3 separate regions of the Homo sapiens genome follow, and regions 1 and 3 are each linked to region 2. Evidence: chromatin contacts called from ENCODE Hi-C or POLR2A ChIA-PET data. All regions are on one chromosome and are shown on one strand. The core of a region is the stretch at or near the end of the contact, and the rest is flanking DNA. Distances in the headings are between cores, read along the strand shown. Region 1 overlaps MOB3B (MOB kinase activator 3B). Region 2 overlaps MOB3B (MOB kinase activator 3B). Region 3 overlaps MOB3B (MOB kinase activator 3B).

Region 1 (3,581 bases), core at 107-2,606, 58 kb after region 2:
TAATGCCCTTTTTCTGTTCCTGGATTCCATCCAGGATACCACATTACATTTAGTCAGCACATCTCCTTAGGCTCTTCAGACTTTCCTTGTTTTGATGAACTTGACAGTTTTGAGGACTACCAGTCAGATGTTTTGTAGAACATTCTTCAGTGTTGGTTTGTCTGATTTTTTTTATGGTTAGATAGGGCTTATGGGTTATGGGGAGGGAGACCACAGAAGTGAAGCGACTTATCGTATCAAAGCCATATTCTATGAACACGATTGATCACTGTTGATGTTAACCTTGATCACTTGGTCAAGGTCATGTTTGCCAGGTTTCTTGACTATAAAGCCACCTATACTGTACTCTTTGGAAGCAACTCACCAAGCATAGCCCACGCTCAAGAGCTTCATTCATCTCCTTGAACAGGGAGTATTTACATATTTGGAATCTCACTACACAGGAGATTTTTCTTTTCCCTATTTACTATCCAACCATTTATTTATATCAGTGTGAACTCACAGATATTTATTTTCTACTTTAGGTTATAATGCAAAACTACTCCATCTATTTTTTTGCTCAGATTGTTCCAGTTTGGGCCATTCCGGAGCTCTTTCAGGTTGGCTCCTACGCCCCTGTCATTGTGTTTTTATTAGCACTTCCTTTCTTTCTGACACTAAGGTGTCCCAGGCCATCTTTTATATTTCCTGCCTCAGTCCTAGAATCAGCCATTTTCTCCAAGGGGCCCTGATTCCTTTATTTAAAAAATGATGTTGGAAACCAAGATCCATGTGTTTCATGTGCTCAGTGCTACGAGAGTGTTTTTCTTTCCTTCTTTTTTAATTTTTAAATTTGAATTTTTAAAATTAAGCTGTCAGCTTATAGAGTCAACTTCCAGGCTGAGTGAGCTATATAAGACTAAATAATGTTAATAAATAAAACGTTTGAAAATTTTTTAGTGTCCTTGAATTAACTAAAATTTAACCACGGGGAGGTTTCATGTAAGAATCTAGATTTCTGGATTATCTTGAAAAAAAACAGAAGGTCTGGCAGTCCTAGATCTATATTCCTGCTGGCCAACAATCAGCTAAGGCTGAGAGGCTTTTTTCCTTTCCTGCATAATACACTCTCCAGGCTGGCACAGTCCACGCCACTCCCGATCATATTACACCCAGCCTACTTTACTCATTCATGTTCCTTTGTAATCCCTGAAGGCATGTGAATATGTGATATCTTGTTTAAGACATATTCAAGTAAATAATTTACTTGAATTAGTTCATGAATTTAGCTTGACTTTGACCCAGAGATAAGATTTTAGAGCCACATTTCTGGTTTCTTCCCTATCCCTTCAACTTACCTTCGCGGGATCTTACATGCAAATGCAATGACTCACCATTTCTTGCTCAGTGCTGCCTTAACCCCTCTATGTCAGGTGGAAAAAGTCCTCAGCATCCACTCACCGTCTTTCCCTCAGATTCTGTTTGTCTGGAGAAGATCCCCCAACAGTTTTATTCCTATCTCAGGTTCATTTCAGAAGGGTCACTGTTCCCTTTGGCTCTGCAAAGCCCCGCTCAAGTTGGGTTCCAATTGTTCTTTCTGGGTTCCCCCAACTGTACAAAGAGGATCAATGACATTGCTATCTTCTCCCTTGCCCCCACCTCCTCCCATTATGTGTCTCAGCATGATTTGCCAACCAAATCTGGCTTATTGCAAACTTTAATAACTCTGGAAAACTACCTGTTTGACTTTATTTAGATGAAAATAACCACATCAATGCAAATGTACAATACAATTCGAAGAGGGAGATACTTCTTCCTCGGTATCAGTAAAAATCTGATAGATGCGTTTCTCTCCGAGATCTGCAAGGTGTGAAGAGATAACTGTGTATTAATGTTCACGGTAGCGTTACTCCTTAGACGTGACTTGGTTAAACGTGGGCCTATAGCAATTCCATGGAGATCTTTCTACCAAGCAGTGGTTTTCAGATTGTGACTCAAGGGCCAGTGCTTGGAGTTGGGAAAAGTAAGGGGAACCCAAGCAGGGGAAGCTCTTCACCACTCCCGCACAACTCAGGTTTCTATGGTTATTTGTTTATTCACTGGCCTAGTCCATTCAAGCTGCTACAACAAAAATACCACAAACAGAGTGGCTTATAAACAACAAATGTTTATTTCTCACAGTTCAGGAGGCTGGGAAGTCCAAGATCAAGGCACTGACAGATTCAGTGTCTGGTGGGTTCAGTGTCTGGTGAGGCCTTGCTTCCTGTTTCACAGATGGCAGTTTTTGCTATAACTTCACATGGAGAAAGAAAAAGGACCCTCTTTTTTTCTTTTTTTTTTTTCTGAGATGGAGTTTCACTCTTGTTGCCCAGTCTGGAGTGCAATGGTACAATATTGGCTCACCGCAACCTCTGCCTTCCAAGTTCAAGTGATTCTCCTGCCTCAGCCTCCCTAGTAGCTGGGATTACAAGCATGCACCACCATGCCCGGCTAATTTTGTATTTTTAGTACAGACGGGGTTTCTCCATGTTGGTCAGGCCGGTCTTGAATTCCCGACCTCAGGTGATCTGCCCACCTTAGCCTCCCAAAGTGCTGGGATTACAGGCCTGAGCGACCGCGCCCAGCCAGGACCCTCCTTTTTAAAGGCACTAATCCCATTCATGGGGTGTCTGCCTTCATGACCTAATCACCTCCCAAAGGCCCCACCTCCTAGTACCATCAGCCTGGGAATTAGGATTTCAACACGTGCATTTGAGGGGGGCATAAGCATTCAATCCGTTGCATTCAATAATTACATATGGAGAACCACCGTGTTCTGCTATGCATTCGATGCCAGGGCTATGACTATGAACAAGAAAGATCCCTGACATTACACAATTTTCAGTCTCCTGGGAGACAAAAAAAAAAAAAAAAAAAGGACAATTAAAAGTTGATGTGGTAGTATTGTCATGGAAGAAGCAGCGGGTGTTATGATATGCCTACCTAGACTGAGGGTGAGGTGGCCAGGGAGGACGTTCTAGAGGAAGTGACAAATTAGTTAAGGTTTGAATAACAAATGGGAGTTAGTCAGGCGAAATGGAGAAGCTGAGGAAGAGGTTTCCAGCTACCAACCCTCCAGTATGTAGCAACGCCCAGAAGCAAGTGAGAAAGAGGATCGTAGCTTCAGATGGCTGGAGTATTACATGCAAGTTGGGAGAATCCAGAAATGATGGTGGACCACTGCATGTGTGAAATCATAAAGGGTCTTGCCTGCATGTTAAATAGCTTTGATTTCACCTTGGAAGCAGTAGGAGGCTGCTTTAGAGTTTTATGCAGAAAAACAGGCTTCCTGGTTAGATTTGCGTATTGGGAAGGTCCTTCACCTGCCAAGTGGAGATTGAAGAAATGCAGGAGTAAAGAAAGGAAGCTTAGTTACAAGGGACCTGCATAAACTAGGCAGGAGGTGAGCTAGGAAGGAGGCAGTGGGGCTGAAGAGAAATTTAGAGATCAGCAACTGTTCAAGACAAGACTTGGTGTTAATTGTCCCCACATAATGGAAGAAAGATTCTACTGGGGAATAAAGAATAGTTTTATTTGTGAGGATACTCACAATATTACATCCA
Region 2 (3,590 bases), core at 75-2,574:
TTAAAGTCTCAGGTGAAATCTGATCTTTGACTGGGATTTTTTTTTTTTTTTCCCAAGCAGGCAGGATGGCAGCTTAACAAACTGTGGAACAGAATCCCATGGGGTTAATGATCTGAACGGGAGGGTTTAGAAGGTTAATGTCACGGTGGTAAGAACCAGGAGTTGTTGCGCCTACTTTCACAGAAAATACTTTAAAATAACCACCAATAAAATCCTCACTAAGAATCCAGATGAGTGGCCAAATGAGCTTTTGTGTTTCACGATGACCTGTTTTAGGAATTTTTCATCTCCTTTGAATTCCGCCTGGACGAATTCTTCTTTTACCTTGGCTTTAACTTTTCAGTTAACTATAAAAAATATGGTGTGATGTTATTGATGCAGACACACTATTTTAGTGGTTTCAAACCTTTTTATATTTTTCAAACAAAAAAAAGACTTAGAACCTTAAATGAAATAAGTAAAATTGGTTCTGCGTTGGCTGCAGTAGTGGGTGAAAGGCTCAGAGTCCGCACTCCTACCCTCCCCGCCTGGTCCTCCAAGATGAGGTAGCTTCCTTTGCTCAGGAAGCAGAACCCTAAAGCTTTGAGGAGCACAATTTGAAAACCATGGCTCCATAGCACTTGCCACTTATGATTGCCTTTGGGGCCTGCTTTCCTCTTTGTGGGAGTCAGAAATGAATCAAAGACCATGAGAGGCTGCCGGAGAGCACCATCCCTGCAGCACAGGAAAGAAAAGCCTGGGGCTCGGTTGCCAATCCCTTGTGGCCTCAGCAGTTCCTCTAAGCTTCCCTAATTGTACTAAAAAGGTGTGCCTGGCAGAGGATGTGGAGAATGAAAGTACCAGGTCAAGGAGTAGTGATGTCACCTTAAATCCAGAGAGATTGATCAGACAGGGTGAAATGTTTAAGCAACAGCTCTGGGAAGCCCTTAGAAGGCAAGTGGCACCCTCAGCAGACCATCAGGGAACTCTGTTGGAGCAAAGGGCCTCCATAGAACTTCGTTGCATTCGCTCCTGAGCTGCAGGCACTGATCTGTCTGCCTCAGACACTAACTTAGATCTTCTAACCCTCAGCACATCCTTGCTCCTCCTCTCTGATACCTAGTTTCAGAGTAACCATTAGAGACACCATCTGTGCTTTTACCTGGTGATAGTGCTTATCCTTTGAGGGGCAACCTTGAAACTCAGTATTATGGAACTTCCAAGTTCGTGACCTTGAATGGTAACTTTGAAACTAGGCAATCTTCCACCAGCACCACTGGTGGGCTGGCCCAAGCTCTCCGTCTATGCAACAGCCACAGCATCCATCTGAGTACTCCTTTTCCCAGATTCTCAGTCTCCAGTGCCCAGCCCAGCTTCCTCCTCCTGCCACTAACTGACACAGTGAACTAAGACACAGTAAGACAATGAGCCATTGTCTTAGTTCTAGTTTCTCTGTTTGTTTCCTCTGTTTAATTGTTTTAGAATCTATTTTTCTCTTAGCTATTTATCATTTTGAATTGCTCTGAGTGTGATTAGAATATTTTTAGGATGGTTTTGTCCCCTTTCTTTTCCTTTCTATGACTTCTGAGATCAGATTTCAGCTGTTGTCTGTGTGAGACACTATTATTGCTCATTCTGCATATACTACCTCCCTGATGGAGATATTTCCAAATATCACACTTTTCCATGTGGGGCTATGCAGCTGGCTGGTTTGTTTTGATGGCCATATTTCATTGGGCTTTCCAAGTGGTTCATCTTAGAGCATTATTGAGAGTTGTAAAGCCAACCAAGACCTCTTAGTTGAAGTGGGTGTAATAGGGTGTTCCTACGATTTATGAGAAGCTCTAGAAGTTTAACTCTGGGCCTTTCCCTTTATGTCATGTCATTTGTAGCACTGACCTAAAATCAGGGTGTCTCCTAAAGACTTATGGGGGTTACATATAGATTGAACCATTTTGAATTTCTAAAGTATGTATGAGTCAAGAACCAAAATTTGAGGGTGATCAGAATGTCATGTTTATTTTCCTTAGTTTAACATATCTGAGTATAGTCCCTGTTCCACCAGGTGGTGGGAAAGCCAGCTTAGACATTATTCAGGCTTTGTACCCTTCCTCAGACTTTGGTAAAGCTTCCAGGACTTAACTCAGTGCCAAAATACAAAGCAACCCACCCAGTCCCTTATCTACATGGGTTACCATTGTTCCAGCCCACATGGTCCCCTTGAGCATGCAGCATTTGTGCTAATCTTAGAGCACAGGCATCTTTGGCAGAGCTGGGAGCCATGGCACCTGCCATCCAGCCATTTTAGATATGCCCTGCAGCTATCACCTTTGTTGAGTGGCCATCTTCCCTGGCAATAAGTCATGTCAATAAATTATCCTAAAATAACTTCCTTCTGTTTAGGCTTTGGACCGCAATGAATGGAAACTCAACATTTTTACTTTGTTTTACCTTTGGCCTCTACCACGTCTTATTTCTCCACACAGAACAAACTCATCTCTTTCTAGACAACTCCTATTCATCCTTTGGGTCTCAGCTGTAATATCAGGGACTAAGTTAGAGGTACCCCTGTGAACACCCTATCTCCCCAACCGCTTTCTTACTACGTTGTACTTCAGGCATGATTTGCATCAGCATTACCTGGGAAATTGTTAAAAATGCAGAACTTTGGCCTCTGCCTGAGATCATATTGCTGAAACAAATTCTGCATTTTAACAATTTCCCTAGGTGGTCTCTGTGCACATTCCAGTGTGAGAAGCACAGATATACTAGATCATGAGCTCCTTGATCACAAGGACATTATTTTTTCATCACCATGTTGTTTTGATATGCCTAGTCCATAGCAGCCCCTCAGTAAATAGCTGCTGAATGCATGGATAGCCTGTAATAAACATGTAGACCAAACATTCAGCTTGCAGTGGCTGCTGTTAGAGAAGGGATTATGCCTAAAGTGTGACCCAGGAGGTACTAAACTGGAACAAACTGGGGATGGAAGTAGGTTGGTCACCGCTCAGTGAAACCAGAAGTATTGGGTTGGGTTCAGGCTAGGTAGCCAGGCCCACAGGTGTAAAAACCAACTTAATAGGCAAGATAGGGCCAGGTGGGCTTGGTTGGAGGGACTGCTGGAGAGCCTGACCTAGGAGGGAGGGAAGCAAAGGCCTCACCAAAGAGGCAGAAGAGAGGATAAGGAAACCTCTGTGAGGGCTCCTGAAGGGCATGATGGGAAATAAATTTGAACAGGAAGACTGAAATTCCAAAGGCATTCATTTCCCATTCAGTATTGAAACACAGATTCCAACTAGATCAAAGACAAGGCAAAAAATATGAATAGAATCTTTATTGTTCTGCACATTCCTTTTTTTTATTTGAACTAGGGGAAGATGAGCCACAAAAAAACAATGGAGTAAATCCATCTCTCGAGTTTGTTAGAAAATCTGAGATTTATTAGTGCCTTCTATGTACCTACTTATCCCAGAGGCATGACTACCTGGGCTGACATTAAGGCACTACTAGAGTAACTGGAGCAGAGAGGTGGCTGCATATGAAAAGCTTTTCCTTGTCCTTGCAGACATCTCTCTTCAAACCAGTCACTCTGAAAGAATGTTTGACGT
Region 3 (3,742 bases), core at 1,139-3,638, 36 kb after region 2:
AAACAGCCATGCACAATCAGTGAGCAGGCTAGCAACTGTTCCAAAGCAGGATAGAACCTGCCTCTCTCTGTCTGGGGCATACCAACCTATCAACAGTCTTTTTTTTTTTAAAAAATCTATTTATTATTTAATTGGCAAATAAAAATTATATGTATTTATGGTGTATAACATGTTGCTTTGATATATGTTTACATCGTGGAATGATTAAAACAAGCTAATGAACACGAATCAACTCATATCATTTTTTGTGGTGAGAACATTTACAATCTAGTCTCTTAACACTTTTCAAGTACATAATACAGTATATGCATTAACTATATGCAACACAGTATATAACACATCTTCAGAACTTTTTCCTCCTAACTGAAACTTTGTACCCTTTGATCAATATCTCCCCGCTTCAGCGGTCTTTTGATGCTTCTACAACAAGACATCCCGACTTAATGACTCCACAGATGACCTTTTCTCCACCCCCCAAACAAAGTACAGATTTCATGTCTAAATTTTTTATCCTAAGCCAAGATAAGAATGTTATTGTCTCTTCTGTGCCTGGACCTCTCATCAGCAGTGAATGGAAATCTCAATGATTAATACAATATTTTCAATCTAATAGAGCTGCTGGCTCACAGCCACTTGTCTTGAGACATCTCACTGTCAAAGCATGACTCTCAATACATGAAATATACAGTGGGCATCAAACTATATTCCCAGCTTTTAAGATAACATGATTTTCTCCTTTTCTATGTTTTACTAATTTTTATTAAAAAGTATGTTTACTTTTACAATAGAAAAAAAAAAGTCAGTTAAGAAGAATGCCTGCTATGCTGTGGTTAATCTAAAGTTAATTACTTCTCTGCCACCTACTCCTTTGTTTATAAAGGACTCTATTGTAGGTGCTGGAAGCATAAGTAGGTGTGACCGTCAGGTTCCTATACACTAAATCTAAATTTGCTGCCTACTCACTGGCATTTTGTGGCTTTTGTACCTTTTCTTCAAGCCTCCTTCTGGACACAGTTTATCCAATGGCTGGTATCATGTGGGTTTGTCAGTCTTTATAGCTCATTTGGGATTGCTTCTTTTGGTAGTTCTGTGTTTTGGAACTCTAGGCCTCTGCTTTTGTTTTCTTTTCCTTCAAATAGTCATTGAAGTCCAGAGTGTTGGCAGTGACCTTTGAAAATGTTTTTACAGCTTACAGAGACTTCCTGACATGTTTTATTAGCTCTTGGTGGTAGCTAATAAAGTGAGTCTTAGCAAAGCCGTGTAACATGACAGATTAGAGCCACTTCCAAAATAACCACTCACCAGAGTTATCTTGAAGGAGGCTTGACGACAGGATATTTGGCTACCGCTTTCTGTCCAGTTCAGCAGGGCATGTGTGATTACCTCTTGAAGAAGGGAGGTCATTCCTTTAGGAAATACAGTGACCAACTTATGATGAAAGAACCACAAACACTGAGAGCCCCCTGCACCAGTAAAACAGAGATGTGATTGCTGTAGGGATTGATTAATGAGTTATTCCACAAAACTTTTGCCTCCTACCTTCACAGAGTTAGAATATGAGCCAAAGCTGGTCATCTACCTTTTAAGAGGAGGAAAAGAAGTGAAAACAACCCTCCCTGAACACTCATGAGTGTTCAATAAGATCTCTCTTTTCTATCTTATCTTTATTTTTATTTTTTTACTTGGAGGAGTGGTTTAGCAAAATGACATGGAGTTTGGATTCTGGATTTCCACAGATCTGGATTCAAATCCTGCATCTGCCATTGATCAGCTGGGTGATCTTAAGCAAGTGTTCGCTTAAGACTTGGTTTCTTCATCTGGAAAGTGGGGATAATAATCGAAGGTTTGTTGTGAGGAATAAAATGTGGCCAAGTCTGTACACTGCTTAGCACAGTGCTTGACATGTAAGCACTCAAAGAATGTTAGCTATGAAGTTATTTTCTTAAATTCCTTGCAGAGCCATGTGTGAACTCTGTTTGTAGAATAATATTTATCTATATGCCTTCCTCCACCCAGGTCTACCATTTTGCACAACTCCTTGGGAACACAATTAGCAATGGGACATCATTCACATAGAATACAGTATCGATGGTGTCCTTCGAGTTCCACAACAGAGCAACTACCTCCTCATCCTCCACTTCCTCCTCTCTCTACCTCTCTCTGTTACACACACACACACACACACACACACTTCTCTGCACCCTATATAAATAATCATGCACTTCTCTGCACCCTATACAAACAAGCTTTTTAAGTTATTTTTGTGCCCTCTACAAATAATCACCTGGCCTATATTTACTTTGGGGAAATAACTTCTTCATAAATAGGCGTAACAGAAAAAGCAGAACTGACCTAGACAGCCTTTTAAACACCTATAGCAAGGATTTACTTGTACCCTGTGCATTTTGTGACAAACAAGGTGTAGAACTGCTATTTCAGATAGTCAGTAATAGCCAGGTATTAAGAATCTGTCTAATGTGAAACTCCGTCAGAATCTAAAGCAAGAGAAAAAAAGCTAAAAATAAAATGCTAGGGACAATCAGTTAATCAGCCACTTTTCCTCCTTTTTATCTCAAGCAACACTTTGTCTCAAGTCTGTCTCAAGTCCAACAAGGGTCTTAGTAGATTGTAAATCCATAGAAGACAAAACCAGGGAATGTGGACATTTTTTGAGTCCCTTCTGTATGTCAGTTGATTAATCCATGTAAGGTCATTAATAGTCATGACGATGATTATCTTTATTTTATAGATAAGGAAACCAAGACCAATTGGTTATGTAAGTGATGCCCAAATCACACAGCTAGCAAGAGGAAGAGCTTAGAATTGACTTTTTTATCTTTCCAAAACACTGGTCTCTCCACTGCCTGAGAGCTTCCCAAGTATCAGAGCTCCATTCATGAAAATGAATAGGACAGGACATCAAATGGCTCGTCTTTATTCCTACAGTTGTTCATGTAAAGGATTGTCTTTTATTCTGGGATTATAGCTTTCTTGTTTTTTTTCTTTTGTGGTGCAAAAATGCCCTTTTATGAAATGAGTGAGAGTTAGTGAGACTTTTTTAAGTGCCCTTTTGGCAACATAAACGTAGGCGACTTTATGTTGATCCCCTTGCCCAATTTTTAAAATTTCCTGGATTTTGAAACCCAGAAGTCTAGTCCTACTACGGTATACCATTTTGCTTTCCTCCAAATATTTGCAGATGTTTTAAACGTTCTCTTTGCATTATAGAATACTCTTACAACCTAGGGGCCTGCTATGCAGTTATTTCTCATTAAGCTTCAATGATGTTCAAGAATTACCTGTTCCCACATATGATAAAGAAAACTTGTTTCTTTATTTGAATTCCACCAAAAAATGGTTCTAAATAAGAATCCTCTAGAAAATGTATTAAAATATTAGATTCTGGAGCCCTGCCCTCAAAGATTGATTCAGTAGTTCTGGGTGAGACCCAAATTTGGATTTTTTGCAAGCCTCTGAGGGGATTCTGATGCTGCTTATATGGGGATAGTACTTCCAGGAACTCTTATAGAAAGGCATTGAATCTGATATGAAATTATCTCTCCTCTGCATTGAGAATTCTGTATTTTTGCCATAGAGACTTATAGAGGCATGGCATCATGTCAAGCTCAATTTTGTGAATTATATGAGATTTCTACATCTATTTTTGGTTAAAATACTGGAGCAGAATCATCTTATTTGCTTTAAGCACTTCCTCTCAAAATCAAATTAAGTAAAATTAATC

Evidence for each region. A loop is a pair of places that touch in the nucleus more often than their neighbours do. ChIA-PET counts read pairs that join two places held with the same protein, here RNA polymerase II (POLR2A). Pooled maps may share reads with other maps.
Region 1: a loop to region 2 is called in a map of Caco-2, with 4 times the contacts of the local background. The contact joins two enhancer-like sites. A Hi-C loop is called at or near these places in 19 of 168 maps with a recorded cell type or tissue (B cell, CD14-positive monocyte, CD4-positive, alpha-beta T cell and 14 more), 28 of 37 single-sample maps with no recorded cell type and 19 of 50 pooled maps. POLR2A ChIA-PET finds 5 or more read pairs at or near these places in 6 of 52 experiments (A673, HEK293, MCF 10A and 3 more).
Region 3: a map of heart right ventricle shows a loop between it and region 2 (3-fold over the local background). The contact joins two enhancer-like sites. A Hi-C loop is called at or near these places in 10 of 168 maps with a recorded cell type or tissue (CD14-positive monocyte, CD4-positive, alpha-beta T cell, Caco-2 and 7 more), 3 of 37 single-sample maps with no recorded cell type and 3 of 50 pooled maps. POLR2A ChIA-PET finds 5 or more read pairs at or near these places in 2 of 52 experiments (MCF 10A and naive thymus-derived CD4-positive, alpha-beta T cell).

Annotation. Positions count from the first base shown.
Region 1 is chr9:27,369,251-27,372,831 of GRCh38, reverse strand. The region is part of intron 2 of MOB3B (MOB kinase activator 3B); the gene reads left to right. Among named protein-coding and RNA genes, the nearest start is that of EQTN, 74 kb to the right of the region's middle. RefSeq lists enhancers at 2,243-2,997, 2,998-3,581. Within about 2 kb of position 1,356, at least 7 of the 41 ENCODE cell types and tissues checked have a DNase peak (open chromatin) inside an H3K27ac peak, as active enhancers do.
Region 2 is chr9:27,427,390-27,430,979 of GRCh38, reverse strand. The region is part of intron 2 of MOB3B (MOB kinase activator 3B); the gene reads left to right. Among named protein-coding and RNA genes, the nearest start is that of IFNK, 95 kb to the left of the region's middle. Within about 2 kb of position 1,324, at least 4 of the 41 ENCODE cell types and tissues checked have a DNase peak (open chromatin) inside an H3K27ac peak, as active enhancers do.
Region 3 is chr9:27,391,822-27,395,563 of GRCh38, reverse strand. The region is part of intron 2 of MOB3B (MOB kinase activator 3B); the gene reads left to right. Among named protein-coding and RNA genes, the nearest start is that of EQTN, 97 kb to the right of the region's middle. Within about 2 kb of position 2,388, at least 3 of the 41 ENCODE cell types and tissues checked have a DNase peak (open chromatin) inside an H3K27ac peak, as active enhancers do.